2 separate regions of the Homo sapiens genome follow, and region 1 is linked to region 2. Evidence: read pairs that join two places in POLR2A ChIA-PET (ENCODE). Cell type or tissue: Caco-2. All regions are shown on one strand. Each heading gives the region's core, and the rest is flanking DNA. Links, peaks and the distances in the headings are about the cores only.

Region 1 (9,569 bases), core at 3,103-5,602, 150 kb before region 2:
AAGCTTAGGACCCATCCATGCCCTTTGTGTTTTCCCTGGTGGCAAAATGCATACTTTTACCTGTGACCAACAAGGGCTGCCTGTTGGAAAAAAGGAGTGGTAGAATGGTGAAGACGCTGGTAGGAGAGGGTTATGTGTGGGCAGCATGGCCAACAATTGTCCATTTCTAAAATCAGATGGGCATGGATTCGCATTCCAACTCTGCCACTTACAAGTTGTGCAATTTTGACCAGGCTTAAAAAAATGCTATCTCTATTCCTCCAAACTTTAGATTTTTTAGATAGCAGAAGGGAGAATTATTTCTTCCCCCTGAATCACTGACCAACAACACTAACACTGATTCAGAATGTAGAATATACTCGGTGTTTATCTGCTGCAGAAAAACTCCCCTGGTATGCTAGCTCCTTTACTGAAACTATTCAGGAAAGTATCACTAAGCAAAGGAAGTTAAGAAATCATTACCATACTGTCATCATCAATGCATTCAGGATTTGATCTGCATTTGGTAAGGCATCTGTCTTTCCAGATTTAACACAAGCCACCCTAGCAGTGGAAAAAAATAGAAAACACCTGGATAACCAAAAAGGCCTAGGCAATCCTTTGTAATTCTTCAGACAGGGCCATCTGTATATTATTTTGCATACCCATAATAATATAATGAATAATTAGCATTGATTAAAAAAGTACGAGGAATCTTTTTGGAGCAATGCCTATAGAGGGATTGTGGAGTTTCCCCAGACTGATAGTTTGTGATCTTCACCACTTCTGAGGAAGCCAGAGTTCACGAAGTGCTCCCACTATGCGCCACATTGACCCAGGAATTGAGCTGTGACAAAAAGTAAATTTTCTTCTAAAGAAAAAAAGAGTTGAAGGATAAAAATATTTTTTCTTCCAATTCATAACTTTGAGCACTTACTATGTTCAAAGCACTATGTTAGACCACCTGGGAAGTATGGCATTGTCTAAGACTCAATCTTTTTTCTCCAGGAACTTAACTAGTGAATGTGAAGGGGCCCAAAAGTAACTTTAATTCCCGGTAGAATGAGGGTAAGCAGTAGAGGTTGGTTAGAAGTTCAAAGGTGGGGCCAGGAGGTGCCCTGTTAGAGTAAGAGCACAGGGAACCTTGAGGAAGTAAGTGGCATTTGAGCCAGACCTTGATAGATTATAAAATTTTGAGAGAGGAGTGGAAGAGGAAAGAAAAAGTAAGGACTTTCTTAGATGAAAGCAACAGTGTAAAAAAGGTAAGTTTTGCTCCCTTGAGGGGATATTGCCTCCATGGGAATGCATGAGGTCAGAGACAGATGAGAGTGCAGAGAAGTCAGAGAGTTAAGAGTAATCAAGATAGATGCAGGTGACTTTCCCTTAGGCTCTCACCATTTCCGGGCAAGCAATCCCTACAATTTCCAAATGTAAGCTCTGAGATTCTGTGCCTGAGGCTTTCTGTAGTTGCCAGAATCTCTGCAGCCCATTGCAGGGAAGGCTAGAAAGGTGGAAGAGTTAATGACTCTTGGAGACAGACCTAGGATAAAAATACTCTTGTTCCCTTCCCCATAGTTTGAATAATTTCAAGAAGTGTTTAGCACTGTATTCTAAGCAATAATGAGCCCTAATTACCCTTGAGGTACCCAACTTGACAACACATTTTTTTATTGGCTTTCTTCCCATCACCGTATCATCTCCATTCCCTTATTGACACTTCCTGAAATCATCTCCCAAATAAACTATTTGCACTCCCATCCCTGTCTCAGCGTCTGCTTCTGGAGGAATGCCTACTTGCGAATGTTTCATGCTTCAATTTTTTTTTTCTCCATTTGATGTATAATGGAGATCTTACTCTGAATCAGATGTTCTAGAATGATTTTTCTGCCCAGGGGAAAGAAAATGTCCTAAGGGACATTTGGAAATTTCTGGAAACATTTTTATTTGTCACAACCAGGGGAGACAAGGTACTACCTGCATTTAGTGGGTAGAGAGCAGGAATGCTGCTAAACATACTCCAATGAACAGGATAATTTCACACAACAAAGAATTATGCGACCCAAAATGTCAACAGTGCCAAGGTTGAGAAACCTTTCTTTAGATTTATCCAGTTTAGATGACAAATTTGCAATCTTGAAATCTTTATACTTTTCACTAGTCCTAAAATGCGGCAAACTACAAAGCTGTTCATTAAGAAGTATATAATGATGGATCAATAAGGTACAAATAGATAAAAAGATATAATCCCTAAGTTTCTACTTTATCAGAAAACAGCAATGTCTTGTCACTAGAGAGCAAATATTTGACACATTTGCCTATTATTTGACAGGAATCCTGTACAGTCATGTTCATTGAGAGGTGATCTATTACATCTTGTTTCCATCATTGGCAAAGATACTCTATTTTCTTATCTTCTTTAATTTCCTTTATAGTGTGTTTGAGCCTTGAGTAACTGTTAAGATAAAGCAATCCAAAATTATTAAGTCCTTGGTGAGCATTTATCTTACAAGTAAATTTGCAGAAAGGTGCCTTTTCTAGTTTTGAACCCGATGAAGAGCTAGATAATGTTGGAATCAGATTTTTTAAAAAATGGATTAACATTATCCACCTCAAAAATCACAACAAACAGCAGGTTGCAAGCATATTAAGAGCATTCTTACTGAAAAGAATAAAGATTTATTGCCAACTGTGAAGGGGCAGATTTGATGACTGATAGAAAAATCACACTGCTTTGTCAGCTCACATAAATAATCATTCATCAAAGAAATGTGTTGATGAGTTCAGTCTGGTTTGAATTTAAATCATAGTGAATTCTTTGGAAACAGCTGAAGTACCTGAGCATCATTAAAAATCTTCAGCACCCTATCTAAGCATACAGACAATCCTTCTTAAGTTATATAATGAATCTTATCAAAAACAGCAAGAATATTCATGCTCAGAGATGAATAAAGGCTGACTATACTTACCTTGAGAAAAACACATCTGGATGCTCATGAAAGTCTGATAAGTACTTCAGAAATTTGATCTGAGTTCACTTTTGCAATAGATGCTCAACAAAGTGGATAAGGGGGTCAGATGAGTGTTTACCAGACACAAAAATAACAACGGGTGGCTGATCAACTTTCTCTGATAATTATTGTTCAGTGAGAAAAGATAAAATGTGATATTTTCTCCGGTAAGCATTACACCATTGGGCCACCCGAATCCAAAGACTCTCTGTGCTACCGATGAATTGATGGATTCTGACAAGCCAGTGTGTGTATCTGGCAGCCAGGTGTCTTGGTGTGGGTGAGACAGGAGCTAACAGAGTTGATACATGGGAATATTACTCCCAGATGTTCTCCAAAGGGAAAGGACAACTTTCTTTCAACAAGGACAACCTGCCCTTTCAAGATGAGTCCTATGGCATATGTGCAGCGGTTAGTTAGCTCTCTGAGAAGCAGCAAAGCATCATGGGTGCCATTTTTGCCAGAAAAACAAATAAGCATATCTAATGGGTTCTGTCCTATCCCTTAGTAAAAACCAGTGGCCTGTGTCTGGAGGTCATTCAAGGCAAATGAAAGAAAGAAATTTTCTGATGTTGGGGAGATAAAGAAGAAAGAACACAGTGAAGATGCATGGTGTTGATTTTAAACTGAAGAGAAACCTAACCAAGCTAAGCCTGTCACAGTCAGTTACAGCCCTTGCTATAAATGCCTCTATGGGAAAAATACAACCAACAGTTAATGTCCCTCATGCCAGTGCTCTAATATCCATAGCCTGTCAGGTCTCAAGCTCTTTCATTTCTAATGGAAACAAGTATTAGTCTGACAATATTTTCATTTATATTTAAGAAACTTTGGTTTTCAATATGAGTTGCATTAAGAAAGTTTTCTCAAGTTGTCAATTCCACAAATTTCTTAGCATTCTTTAGGTCTTCTGAATTCAGTAATGCAATGTTTGTCGTCATAATTGATTTTACGTTTCTAGATTACACATCCTGAAAATGACACACACAATATGCCGAACTGCACTCACAAAATCTAAATCCATGGGTAATGGAACAATTTAGGGAAAACACAACAGATACTGAATAGACATAGTTTATTCTATATATATTTCAAGGGAATAAACCTAAGCTGTGATTCTATGGTCCCCTAGTACTCTATCCTGTAGACAGTATCTAATAGATAAGTTTGATTTATCTCTTTTTATGAACAAAATTTGTTTTATTCATTCTATTAAATAAAATTATCATTGCTTAGCTGTCAAAAAATAAATAAATTGACATGTTTTTATTTTCCATTATTGTTTTTAGCCTTCCATCTTCTCCAAAGCAGAAGAAAGATATAACTTTCTTCTATGAAAAACAGTTTCTATTGCAGGTTCTGGCTAAGATAGTCTGAGAGAATCCTGACAGTATTTCAGTTACTTCAAACTCATCATTTCAGGTTACATAAATCTACCTTTCTATAAAATTTTTGATTCTATAACTTTAAAAAATTAGGTTCAACTCCTGGGATTTAAAAACCTGTAACCAATTTAACCCAGGCAGTATTACTTTTGCATTGTTATGTATTAAAATTTTTGTTAACTTATAAAAATATCCAAAAGCATTTATAATTTTCTTTCAGGGATGAAATATGATAGATTAACTTTGCCCATATCAATCCTATTTATTTTTACATATGTATATTATATATATATATATATATATCTTAATTTTACACTGAAGCTTGTGTCAGTTTTAAATGTACCGTCTTTCAGCTCCAAATACGTGCTTTCCTGTTCTGCTTTATGAAAATGGAACTGGACCCTGTAAACTGTTCTCCTTTGCCAGTGGGCATGACATTTGGCTTCGTCAATAGAAGACTGGTTCTGGTTTCCTATTTTTTAAATCAACTTCCGCCGCATTTTCAGGTCAGGTTTTCCCCAATCACGGGCAGCTTCTGAGAAGCTCTAGGGTCTGTGGCAGCTTTGGTTGAGCCCTTAGACTGCACCCTCTTTGAAGAGATCTGAATCTCAGTCTTGGGGAAACCCTTTCCTAAGTCTCTGGTCTCTTTATTATGTACTTTCCTTAAGCCTGGAGGTAGTAGCTGATTTTTTTGCAGCTGCATATTCTTGGCTGCTTAGAGTTCTCTTTGAGTCTTTTTAAATTGTTAACCACATTTTACTAGTCAAATTTAATTTTTTTTTTTTTTTTTTTTTTTTTGCGACAGGATCTCACTCTGTCACCCAGGCTAGAGTGCAGTGACACGAACACAACTCACTGCAGCCTCGACCTCCTGGACTCTCTGAGGGGAAACCCTTGCTTCTACATTTTTAATTTTAAAAAATGCCCTTTGAAATTTTAAACAGTGATCCATATTTATTAAATGCTTCTAACCGATGATGAAGAAGAGACAGACATTAAGAACCTCATTCTTAAAAAGAAGCTTTTTTTGGGAGAAAAAGACTTACAGACAAGTAAATTTTATTATTAAAGTATTTTATATATATATATATATATATATATATATATATATATATATATATATATATAAAGCAAAACAAGGCAAACTTGAGGAGTGCCAAGTAGTTCAGCACTGCTCTAATCTACAAGATGTATGTGTGTGTGTGTGTGTGTTGTGGGATGGTAATGTAGGGAGGGGAGGTGGCAGCCTTGAGAACAGTGCAAAATGAGCCTGGAGGGGTAGGCTAGCTGCAGACCAGAAAGGACTTTGCATGTCATGCTAAAAAAATTTGGATTTCATTTCACAGCAACTACAAAGCCCAAAAATGCAAGGGAAATTAACATATACAAGAAAGTTAAAAGTCATTTGTTTTATGCACCTTCACTATGTGGAATCCACTATTGAAGGATTTAAATAAATTCAAATATTCAGACTTGGTCTGAAGTTAAAAGAGGGGAGATGATCATATATGAAATATTTAAGTATTAGGAAGTAACAAGAAGCACTAAATTGAATGGCAAAGACTAAAATGGGCACTGGGGTCTGAAGGTGGGAGAGGTTAGAGTAATTAGGGAGAGGGTAGAACTTGGGCATGGTTCTAGAGCACTGGAGGGACTGCATTTTAGGAAAAGATCAGAATGAGCAGCCTTTTAAACCAGGGGAAGCATGACCACAGAATGGCTTGGCAGCAGGAGGGAGCCTGAGCTGAAAGGGGATGTTGAGAGAAAAGGTTAAGATTGTAAGACAGAGCTTCTGGAAAGACAAACCTATGGCACTGTGTCTCTACCTCCCCCTTCCACAACCATACCACCTCTATATTCCTGCTGAGCCAAGAGGCAGCTCCAGTTCTCTCTCAATCCATTGCTCAAGGAGTCATTTCAAATCAGGAGTTTATTCTCTAGGATACCATTATAAATTTTTGACTTGTGAATTGTTGATAATACAGATTTTTCTGATCGTATAGTTGTAGATGACTGATAGAAGGGAGGATCCCCAATGTGGAAGCCAGAAAATGTTGAAATGTCCTTTTATATGTAAGTTGCATTTCAGGTGTTGAGAGGTTACATGTTTCAGCTGTTAGTTTGGAAAACATAAGGCATATTTGCATTAAATTTATATTCATTTTATCTCCAAAAGAAGCAATGCCATAACACACCAAATGTCATAAATCAGAATGTCATACTGAAAAAGGACTGTTTCACATTTCTATTTCTCCCTTAGGATATGACTGACCTCAGACACAGGAATTCAGAAATCTCACTGCCTGCCTCTTTGCCATTAGGAAAACAGATACTGGCTCCCCAAACCCATGATGAAGAAAGAAGCTGGAAGAACTCTCAGAAGAGTTTTCAAGACCATGAGTGCCCTTGCCAAAACCCAATGGAAAAGTCTCTAGAGAAACAGAGGTCATAGAAGTTTAAAGGTTTGGTTACTTTTTAAAGTTTTTACTACCTTCCCAGTAAATATTGCCTTCATTCTTCATTCTCACTAGCAAACTGTCATTTAGCACCCAATAATTCTCTTATTAAAGCCTAGAGAGAGAAATATTATTTTCAAGGATGGGTAAATTTAACTGCCTTGCTCTCTCCCACAACTTTGCAGAGTAGTTCAGGGTACAAAGTTCTTCTCATTTTTCCCCCTGAATATATTCCTCTTTTATTGTACAACATAAAACCTTAACTACCAAGAATCAAATGTACCATAAGAGAAAAATACCTCATGGCAAAGTAATTGCACAGTGGAAACAACCTTAGACATAAGCTCTAGGCTTGGCTCTATGAAGGTGTAACTAATTCTTCGACTCTCAGAAAGCTTTTTAACCTCTTTGTTTTCTCTTTAATTAGTAAATGTGGATAAAAGGCTTTATATATATAAACAACAACAACAACAACAAATATATATATATATATATATATATATATATATATATATAATCAAGGTGAAATGAGATGATAGATATTGAAAGTGATTTTCAAACATGTTTCTTATAGGAACATAAGAAATTCTTCTCCGTTATTCTAATTTACAGTTTTCCTTATGTACCCTTACGATCAAGAAATCTAGATGATGGTGTCGGAAAATATTTCCCTAATGTAAAGACATAGATGCACAGTGGTATTTTCAGTGGACTGTACATTTTAATTGCATGTACAGTGATATACTAGCCAGAAGACCAGTGATTTTCTGTATGGCTGCATCTTCATCTTCACTCATTCATTTAACAAATATTTATTGAATGCCTACTATGTGCCAGGCATTGTTTTACGTACTGAAGATACTGCGTAACGAGATGATGCGTCTTCTTTCCTGTAGCTTATATTCTAATTAGAAAAGACATAAACAAGTAAATAAGCAGTATGCCAGGTAATATTAAGTGTAATGAAGAAAAATAAAGCAGGAAATGAGAATATTAAGCAGGAGTCAGGCCACATCTGGCCTGCTGCCTGGTTTTGTAAATAAAGCTTTATTGGAACATAGCCTCAGCCATTCATTTACACTTTTTTCATTAGCTGCTTTAAGTTAAATAGTTGAAACACAGACCGTCTGGTCCACAAAGCCTAATATATTTACTCTCTGGCCCTTTACAAACAAATTTGAGGTTCCTGATGTTGGCCATCGAAGGGTGTTTCAAGGACTTTAACTTTTATGCTGAGTGAAATGTAATGACGATGATGGGAGTAACTTACTCTAACTTATGTTTTAGAAGCATTATCCTGGTGGCTGTGATGAGAATGGACTCAGGAGCAAGAGTGGAAGCTCAGGACAGTTTTGAATGTGGCCCAACACAAATTCATAAACTTTCTTAAAATATGAGATTTTTTTTGTGTTTTTTTTCTTTTTTTTTTTTTTTTAGCTCATCAGCTATTGTTAATGTTAGTGTATTTTATGTGTGGCCTAAGGCAAATCTTTTTCTTCCAATGTGGCCCAGGGAATCCAAAAGATTGGACACTTCTGATTTAGATAGTGATTACAGTGATGCAGAGGAGAGAGATCATCATAGAGTAGTAAGGATGAAAATGAGGTGATAACAATAAGGATTAGTTCCCTGGATATACTTTTGAAGTTAATGCAGTGAAGGATTATGGCTTAAAGAGCTAGAAGTTTGGAATTTCCATCAATTGAAATGGGGTGGCCACTAGAGAAGCATGTTTGGGGTTGGAAATTAGCAGTTTGGTTTGTACGTAGAAGGTTTGAGACATCATGTGGCCATTGAACTAGACATGCCAACAAGGCAGGGGACTATATGAGCTCAGAATTCAGGGGTGGGGTCTAGGCTGGAGATAAAAATTTCATAGTTACCAACATACAGGTGAGGTTTAATGCCATTAGATAGAACAAAATAATCAAGAGAACTTTTTTTTTTTTTTTTTTTTTTGCTCTATCGCATCTGTCAGTTACTGCTCAGGTGGCTTCTTTATTTGCTGGACTGTTTTTGCTAGATAGAGTTTTAGGTTGCAGGGCATATGCTTTTTGCATATTTCTTGATAGCATTTTGATTCATTGTCCTGATCCTACTTTTAGCTTGAAGTAATTAGGAAATGGGGAATTTTGTTAGTTAAAAATGATATCCTGGGCCTAGTTTTGAAAAGCAAAAATCCTGTAAAATGTGTGTCTGCTTCTAGAAGTCAGACCCATTTTACCCAGGCACATTTTTCTTGGAATGGGTAAAGAAAAGAGAATAAATTACATTTATTAAATACCTACTATGTGCCAGTGATTTTACAAACAATAGTTCATTCCAGGGCTCTGTTTTTGAATTTGCAAAATTGGGAGGGAGTTACTCTAGTATTTCTATTATTTTTTTACTTCCAGATGGAAATTCAATAAGGACAGTTTCTGTCTCTTGCTATATCAACATCTCTTATATCAGAGGAAAATTGAAAATAAAATTCCAAATTAGTGCAAACACATTCCTGACTTTCATGAGTTCACTTTTAGGTCACTTCTAAATCAGTGTTCTATTTATTGGAACAGGTTGGTTCATTACACTGATTGGTGTTCTCTTTCCAAGGCTCAATAAAATTCCATGAAGCATCAACCTGAAGAATAACAGCCATGCAAAAAAAGCTCATCATCACTGGTCATTAGAGAAATGCAAATTAAAACCACAATGAGATACCATCTTATGACAGAATGGTGATTATTAAAAAGTCAGGA
Region 2 (9,569 bases), core at 2,377-4,876:
TGCCACCATATTCTTTAAATGTGGCAGTTTACTAGATGTCACTATTGATAATAGATTTATTTATACCTGGTGACTTTTCTACCTGAATAATGCATGTTTTAGAAGATCATTTCATATTAGCATTAATTGTGGAAACAAAAGGCCAACAGGTGGAATCTAATATCGATTTGCTTCAAAATAACAACGATGTTCTTCAATGGTGGCTTGCTATTGGGAGAATTTTATGAGCCCTGTATGCAGTATTTCTGAAACTTGAGTAATGCGTTGGCTTATCTCAAAGAAACAATCTTCTAGACCTATAGTGTTGTTTTATTAGAATGTGACATGCATATATGACATATAAAATTTGGGGCCAGGCGCGGCGGCTCATGCCTGTAATCCCAGCACTTTGGGAAGCCTAGGCAGGAGGATCACTTGAGGTCAGGAGTTCGAGACCAACTTGGCCAACATGGTGAAACCCCAGCTTTACTAAAAGTACAAAAATTAGCTGGGTGTGGAGGCACACACTAGTAATCCCAGCTACTGGGGAAGCCAAGTCATGAGAATCACTTGAATCGGGAGGCAGAGGTTACAGTCAGCCGATATCTCACCACAGCACTCCAGCTGGGGCAATAAGTGAGACTCTATCTAAAAAAAAAAAAAAAAAAGTGATAATAATAAATAAATAAATAAATAAATAAATAAATAATAACAAATAAAATTTGGTATAAATTTACTATGATTATAGTTTCTATACAACAGTGCAATCAAAAACTAATCTATAAATTAAATACAAAATAATAAGTAAACATAAACAACTTCTAATTATAATGAGGTAGTGCTTTGGATCCATTTTTGTCTTTATTACTATCCATTGGCTTTAATCAAGCAAATTCAGAATATGACTGTTGGCATTACAATAGTATCCAAATAGCAATAAATTCAAATTCAGCATAATCTGTCATTCCTCCACAAACAAAATCCTAATGTTGTTTAAATATCTTCATTTCAAGATAAAATTAGCATATATGACATTGAAATTTATATTAAATTGGTATGTAATCCAATTATTTCTGGAATCAGAAACTGGAAAATTGTATCTGAAGTTGACTTCAACTCTTGCGAAGTAGGAAAAAAATTATATTTTCAACAAAGTACATCACTGGACTGTTGAAGGAAATTGCAATTTATTAGAAATGAATCCTCTTATTTTGCATTTAAAATTTCAAATCCTCATGAAGCTATTATTTACCATTAAGCCTTTACTTGACTTGAATATTTCAGTTTTGGATTACGCTACTGTTCTATTCTCTGTAGTTTAAAAGGATGAAGGCAATGTATTGTGTTTGCACACATTGTTATTTCACCATGTAGAATTTAAGCTTTACTTTATTTAAAAAATTCAGAAATTAAATTTTTATATCATGGAACTGTCACATGTGAATTATTCATGTAGTAGATACGTTTCATATTTATTTCTAGTAAAATAATTCAATATAAAAACAATAATTTAGCTCAGACTTGCTACTGGTTCCCAGATATATTGACCCCAAATTAAATATGCTTATAATCACTTGGCATAAACATGACTGTAAGAAATACAGAAGTGTGTATACCAAGTCTTGTGGTAAAACTTTGTTCTAAGATGATGATCTAGATAAATTAGAATAAACGTTTAAAAAAACCCTTTTACTTTCAGAAAAGTATTAGACTTACAGAAAAATTGTGAAGACAATTCAGAGGGTTCTCATACAACCCACATCCAGTTTCCCCTTATTAACATTTACATAAGTGTGGTACATTTGTCACAATTAATGAACCAATACTGATATCATTATTAACTAAAGTCCAAACTTATTTAGATTGTCTTAGTTTTATCTAATGTTGTTTTTCTGTTCTAGGATCCCATCCAAGATACCACATTGCATTTCATTGTCTTGTCTCCCTAGGTTTCTTTTGGCTGTGGCAGTTTTCAAACACTGTCTTTGATGACCTGGACATTTTTGAGGAGTCATGTCGCATGCCCCTCTGTTGGAATTTATCTGATGTTTTTCTCATGATTAAACTGGGATTATAAATTTTGCAGAGGAAGATAAGGTAAAGTGCCATTCTCATCACCTCATAGCAAGGGTGCATGCTATCAGAATGACTTATCACTGTTAATGTTAACATTGGCTATATTGTTGCGGAAATGTTTGGTGTATTTCTCCGTTGTGAAGTTACTTTTCCTCCCATTTTTATACGTTACTTTTTGGAAGGAAGTCACTGTGTGCAGTTCACACTTAAAAAGTGAGGAGTTATGTGCCACCTCCTTGAACATAAATTATTTGGAATTTAGATGTGCTTACTGCTACTTGGGTGACGTGGCATCTAGACCCCCTCAGTTCACAGAGCAAGGACACATATATGTGTATATGAATTCATACATATACATATTTAGAAGCATCTCAATATCTAGAGGATAGAAAAGGCACGAAATGAATTTTCCCCTAGATTATCCAGAAAGAAGACAGTTCTGCTGACTCCTTCATTTTTGTCCATAAGTCATTTCAAACTTCTGATCTACAGAATTGTAAAATAATAAATTTGTGTTGAGTTATGCCACTAAGTTTGTGATAATTGATCACAACAGCAATAGGAAATGAATACAGATAAAGACAAATGAGACTGAACATGTTTTTGTACACTTATTCATCACTGTTACACCTTCCTTGGTGAGAGGTCTGCATCTTTGGGACATTATTAAATTGGGTTGCTTGGTTTCTTGTTGCTGAGTTTTAAGAGTTATTTGTATTTGTTTTAATACAAAACCTTTATGAACTATTTATTTTTAAATAGTTTCTTATGGTCTGTAACATCTATTTATTCTCTTAATATTGTCTTTTGGAGAGTAATTTTAATAAAGTCTAACTTATCAATTTATCTTTCATGAATTATGTTTTTGACCTTGTATCTAAAACTCATAAACAAATTCAAAATCATGTAGATTTTACCCTATGTTTTCTTCTAGAAAGTTTAGAGTTTAGTATTTTACATTTAGGTCTGCGACTCATATTGAGTTAACTTCTGTGAAAGGTTTGTGTCTAGGTTCATCTTTTTGCATATTGATGGACTCCCTCCCTGACCAAACTTTAGTCAGGCTCCTCTGATCTTCTCAACTAGTCCTCGAACATCCTCAGATCATGGTTTTTAATACTATTCTCCAGTAAGGACAGTTTTATTTCTTTCCAATTTGCATGGTTTTTATTTCATTTCCTGTTAATATTGCATGAACTAGGACTTCCAGTATGATTTTGAATAGGAGTGGTTCCTTGTTGCTGATCCCAGGGGTAAAGTGTCCAGTTCCTCACCACTAAGTATGTTGTTAATTGTGTGATTTTTTTTGCAAATTTTTTAGATCAATTGAGCAAGGTTCCCTCTGTTTTTAGTTTGCTGGCATTTTTTTTTTTTTGGTCATGAATTGGTATTAGGTTTTGTCAACTGCATTTTATGCATCAATTGATATGAGCATATGATTTTTCTTTTTTAGCTAGTTGATATGTAAGTTACATTGATTTTTGAATATTGAACCAACCTTGCATACTTAGAATAAATTCCACTTGGTCATGGTGTATAATTCTTTTTATATGCTATTGGATTTAATTTGTAGTATCTTGTGGGAAATATTTACATCTTTGTTCATAAGATATATTGGTCTATAGCTTTTCTTTATTGTAATGTCTTCATCTGGATTTGCTATTGGAGTAATGCTGATCTGATAGAATGAATTGTAAGTTAGGATGCTCTAACTTACAGAGTTACTTACTCAGACCAGAATTACTTTCTCTAATGAGTTGTAAGTTAGGATACTCTAGCAGTCTCTCTCTAATGTTTGGAGGAGATTGTGGAGAAATGGCATTTCTTCTTTTTTAAATGTTTGGTAGAATTCAACAAGAACATTGTGTTGTAAATGGGAGATTAAGTTACTCTTATAGGGTCTTTAAGAATCATTCCAACATGGTCATGAATATTACACTCAGATGTATATGAAAGTGAAATATTTATTATACTCATAGGTCTTAGAGACCAGAGTACTCCTAGGTTTTAGAGACCAGAGTCATGGCATACCATACAGGGAGCCATATGAGAGGAGCTCCCAAAGTGGACTTAACCAGCAGGTAGGGAGAAATGGGGGTAGAGTGGGGTGGGAGGGAGAATGAATGAAGATCAACCTGTGGGTAAGTGTCCTTACTTACAGGGGGATTTCACAAGCAAAGGACATGAGGGAATTTTATTGGTGTGTTGAATGTCATTAGGTCATAGTCAGAGGTGGGCAGGAAGTTTTAACCTGTGGTAGTGACCAACTTTGTGGCACTGATATACCTAGTCACCTGAGTGGAATGTTTATAGCCTGTTTGTGGGGATGTTGAGGCTTTAGAAAAGTGTGAAGTTTGAAAGATTTATGGTGCAGAGACCATCTAGACTTGGTGCTTTTTTGGGGGAATATTAGTAATTATTGATATAATTTTTTCATATATATAGGCTGTATTATCCATTTCTCCTTGTGTGAGTTTTTGGTACTTTGTATCTTTCAATGAATTGGTCCATTTCCTCTAAATTAGTGAATTTATGGGCATAGGCTTGTTCACAGTATTTGTCTCTTATGCTTGTAATGTCCATGAGATCTGTAGTGATGAAACCTCTTTTAATTCTAATATTGATAATTTGTGTCTTCTGTCTTTTTGACTTGGTTAGCCCAGCTAATTTCTATTTTGACAGTTGTTAAATTAAAAATTCAATTTTCTTAATAGTTATATGGCTATTTCAGCTATATGTTTCCCTTTGTATAAATTGTGGTAGGCTTAATTTTTTAAGGAATTGTTTCCTTGCCTCTGAGTTGTCAAATTTACATTTGTGGAGCTGTTTGCAGTATTTGCTTATTATTATTATCATCATTATTATTTATGTCTTCAGGGTCTGAGTGAATATTCTCCTGTTTTATTCCTGATATCAGTAATATGTGTCATCTAATTTTTTCTTTGTTAGTCTTGTTAGAGTTCATCACTTTTCTTGAATATTTCAAAGAATCTGCTTCTGTTTTTGTTGTTTTATCTAGTTTTCCTGTTTTCAATTTCATTAATTTCTTCTCTAATTTTTATTGTTTACTTTCTTCTGCTTGTTTGGTTTTTTTATTTTTTCTTTAGTTGCCTATAATAGAATCTAGGTTATTGATTTTATATCTTTCCCTTTTTAGTGTATAGATTTAGTGTTGTAAATTTCTCACTAAACACTGCTTTACTGTACACACAAATTTCTGATAAGTTGTATTTTCATTTTTCATTTAATTTAAAATATTTAAAGGTTAGAATAGACACTCTTCAAAACATTAAAATTGCAATGCAGAAACAAACATTTTGTATAGAGATACTTTTGGATTTCTGTGAGTACCCAAGGGTTTACAGTCTCCATTTTGGGCTGTCCTAGAGTAACCAGTAATGATACTTTCTCATGCTACCTACTACAATCTGTTTTGCTGACAAGTTGAAAGTTGGACAAATATGTTCAGAAGGACATACCACTGTGATTTCAGTAAGACCAGAGAATTTAAACTGTGTTCCAATGCTTAATGGCAGAAAAATTTCTCCTTCTAAAGGAAACCTTTGGTTAAAATGGTCAAAGAGGTGAAATTAACCACTTTGTGCCAAACAGCTTCAAAAGGAAATACACTCCATGAGAAATCATGATAGAATCAGATTTGCTAAGTCCCCTAATCATCCGAGAAGTTTTACTTATTCATCTTTTGTACTTCCTCCATGCCCTAGTAAGAATTTATAAACTACGCATTGCATCACAAAAGGACATATATTTATCTAGCACTTAACATATACCTAATCCTGTGCAAGATAAATACCATGTATTTATCTAGCACTTACCATATACCTAATCCTAATGCGTCTGAGAGACGCATACATGAAATAACGACACCTTCGTTAGAAACTACAGTCTTGTTGGGTGAACAAGACTATCACCAACAAAATAACTAGTGAGCAATATAAGTCAATATGTAATTAAGCCCTGAGTAGGTAAGTGATGACTGTAAATACCATCAAAATTTCATGTGAAACTGTTCACAATGTCTCTTTTACTTAAGGGGAGTTTAGAAATAGAGTCTGTTTAATAGACTAGTCAAGAGCATCTCATTAGTTGCTTTTATTGGAAGGGACAGAAAACGAGTGGAAACTAAAATACCCATGTAATTAATAAACACAGAAATAGCTCAGGTCACTGACCCTGCAAATTATTTTTAATGCAAAGACATATCAATTCCTTTGATTTTGTCTCCTTGGATGAGGCCTGGAATGTGATCTCCACTGGAGTGGAAAATAATAATTTTTGACTGAATTCCAGAAAGGAATGCCTCCCTGCCTTGTTCTGTGCCTGTGCCTGTGTGTGTTTGTGTGTGTGTGTGTGCAAGCGCGACACACCTGCATGCACAAGGGGGCAGTAAGATCCATTGCTTCATGTTCAAATCAAATGCTTGACTACCTATTGCATTAAAATGGAGAAGGGTATCTTTCACCAAACACCACTCAATTCTGTTTCTTCACATCACAAGCCTAATGAGCTAACACCTGGTGTTTCCCTGAGGCAGGAAGAAGGCTGAGGAAGATGGGTGAAACTCAGAATGGGTACCCTTTGTTAAAACCCATAATGGCACTGATTGAATATCTGGGGCAAGCATGTAATGACCTGCATGGTAACTCCTGCAGATGGTTTTCCACTCGGGGACACTATTGCAACCGTCCCTTATTATGTCTCTTACGTTTTTCAAACTGAAGTCGTTTATATACCACTTTTATGACATTTGCCACATCTATGTACCACTCATATAATTACTTAATGTATCCTTTTATTTATGTCATAAAACATTGAATACATTTATTAGTAGTAGTAGCAGTAGTGAGGGGCATTTTATGTTACTTCTACAGATGTAAAAACCTATATTGTATGGCCTTCATAGAAGAAACTCATTTTAAAAGGTTTTTCCCCCGAATTTTTGAGTAAAAATAACCAAAGTATTCAAAAACACCCAGAATCAGCTTATGTTCCATTAAAAACACACATGACACACTTTGGGAACTATGGACATACAGGTAAGGTCTTCATTGTCAAAGTACACAAAGCCTTCATGATCTGGCCCCGGTTTCTCTTCAGCTTCATCTCTTTCTGAGCCATGTTTTACACCCCATTGTTTAGCTTGCTTGCATAATAATAATAATTCATATTTCCCTCAAATCCACTCTATTTTAGACACCTAGTTCACAGCAATTCCTAGGTGACAGAAAACATTTCACTCCTTGGTTTACCTAAAAATAATCTGCATCTCTTTTAGACATTAGCTGGAGCATCATCTTTTCCCTGAAGCTTTTACTGACACCCTAAAGTAAAATTCTTTTTTGTGTGTGTACCCTATAACATTTAAATAAGCTTCTTTGTTTTGAGGTCTCTTTTCATCTACTAGATTACAAATGCTTTCTGATATCTTGAATAAACCAAAGTAGAATGGTTGGTTGACTCCATGGAGTAATCTCTTTGGTAGCTCCACAATTAGTGTTTCTGCAAACTTGCTCAGCCTGAAATTCTGCAAAAGCAGATACAGTTCTTTGCTTTAAGAAACTGTGTTTGCTCTTAAAGTTCAATTGCACCTGAGATTGAAATTAGTCAAGTATGCTAAGGTGTTTGCAGATCCGTGCAAAGGTTTTTTGCAACCTTTCCTGAAAGTAAGTTTTGAGAGACGAAGATTGAGAAAGACGTGGAAATGTGAGCGCTGAGGGGAGGATAGCATGAAAGAGACATAACAAATTGTAGAAAAAGATTGTCCATTCTGAGAGTTGCTGTGTAGGCCACTATACTGATGGTTTCAACCAGAGTACACTACAGCAATACAGAGAAGCCTAGGTCCTGGGTAAATTGTTATTCTCTCTGTATGAGAGAAAAGATTTATTTTCTCATCCAACTCTAGGATTATGGCTGAGATCCCTATAACAAAAGACAGAATAGCAAGAGGAAAGCATATAAATATATTTAACATAAGTTTTATGTGACATAGGAGGCTTCATAAGAAAATGAAGTCCAGAAGAAACGAGGAAGTTGTGTTTTTTTATACTAAATTTGCTGAAGAAGTGGATGGTTGTGGAGAAGTGTGATTGGAAATAAGGAGTATTATCTAATGGTAATAAACTGGGGAGAACTTAGCAAGGCTTGTTTGTTTAAATTCTTATCTGTGCCCTGTGTCTTCTGAGATAAAGGTAGAGGGAGTGCACTCTCAAATGAGAATCTTATGACCTGCTTCAGTGGAAAGTCAGAAAATTCTACTATGGCCTGCTTCAGGGGAAAAGGGTAGAAGAAGATCGCAGAGACCTTCCTGCTTCTGCTGTTTTCTCAAATCCAAGGAGCCACATTTTGAGGTAGTGTGTGTTGATAGTTCACATCACCTCCACGCCCACCTTGGGCTTAATCCCAGCTCTAGAGTACAAATGGCTGTGGGGATGGAGAAAATTCCATGAAAAAAACACACTGGGCTAGTAGGAAATGAACAATAGCGTAAGAAGTGAGACATATCCTAAGAAAACTCAGTTCTTGATCTTTTGATAAATAGAAGAAACAGTATTCTCTGAAATTGACCTAATAGGCAAAGATGCGATGCCATAGGATGTCAAAGATGGTGATTGTTTTTAGACATGCACAGTCACAAGCTCCTATGTAGGAGGAAGAGAATAGAAAAAAAGGAAAATATATTATATTGGAAAAATCTAAAACTAATTTTACAGTGCCATAGCTGAAGATTGCTACAGATCCATGGAATTGAAATAATATTACAGCAAATAGCCTGTGCACTCTTCAGCATGATTTTCTCAGATCTCTGGCAGAAGGAAGTAATTCTGGTACTCAGTTGAGAGTTGGAAGGTGGAATGCTTCCAATTTAAAACAAACTCTCAGATCTGTTTGCCACATGTTTTTTTAATAGTCATTTAATTTTGGTGAAACAGCTTTGTGGAACTATGGAGGTGTCTCCTTTCTGTCTCTTAGCTTGCCTCTTTGAGACCATTAATTTTCGCAGATAAAATAAGATCCTGGTATGTCATAGAACATATTTAAAACATCTGAATTGTTTTTACAATGAAAAGAAATAAAGCCAAACTTCCTGAGGCAAAACTTCTCCCCTAATTTAAGGTGATTGCGACTCTTTTATTTCTTTAGATAAATTTATTCTCTTTATATAAAACATAAGGCATTGCTTCCTTCTGTAGTCTTAAGAAGGTGGTGAGATACCTGATAGACATATGAGAAAGGATTTTCTTTTAATTTGAAGACTATGTAAGCCTGTGACAGTTATTCCCAGTTGTTATAGAGATTATATTTCTCTTCAATTTCAAGAATTCTGAACAAAGTGATAAGAATTGTAGAATTTATAACTTTCTGTGGACATATCTATTTCAGTGATCTGAAACTAGAAATGCACTACATTTTAGAAACAAGTATCTAAATTAGTGAAAAGTCCATCACTGCAGGGGAGCTGGCTGTCATAATTATATCTTATTTGGGTCTTT

Evidence for each region. ChIA-PET counts read pairs that join two places held together with the same protein. Peaks named below come from ENCODE experiments on the same cell type or tissue, not always from the same donor. Only the 100,000 strongest peaks of a DNase experiment are listed, where the experiment ranks them.
Region 1: POLR2A ChIA-PET joins it to region 2 with 18 read pairs; 2 of 35 experiments call an interaction of 5 or more read pairs at or near these places.

Annotation. Positions count from the first base shown.
Region 1 is chr6:113,335,938-113,345,506 of GRCh38, reverse strand. No RefSeq gene overlaps it. Among named protein-coding and RNA genes, the nearest start is that of LINC02518, 93 kb to the left of the region's middle. In Caco-2, for the core only: no CTCF peak of the experiment used is centred there; no DNase peak of the experiment used is centred there.
Region 2 is chr6:113,187,227-113,196,795 of GRCh38, reverse strand. It overlaps LOC105377955 (a long non-coding RNA gene), which reads left to right and starts at 2,027. Exons shown (of 4, transcript XR_942893.3): 1 at 2,027-2,076. The region is part of intron 5 of LOC105377953 (a long non-coding RNA gene); the gene reads right to left. In Caco-2, for the core only: no CTCF peak of the experiment used is centred there; no DNase peak of the experiment used is centred there.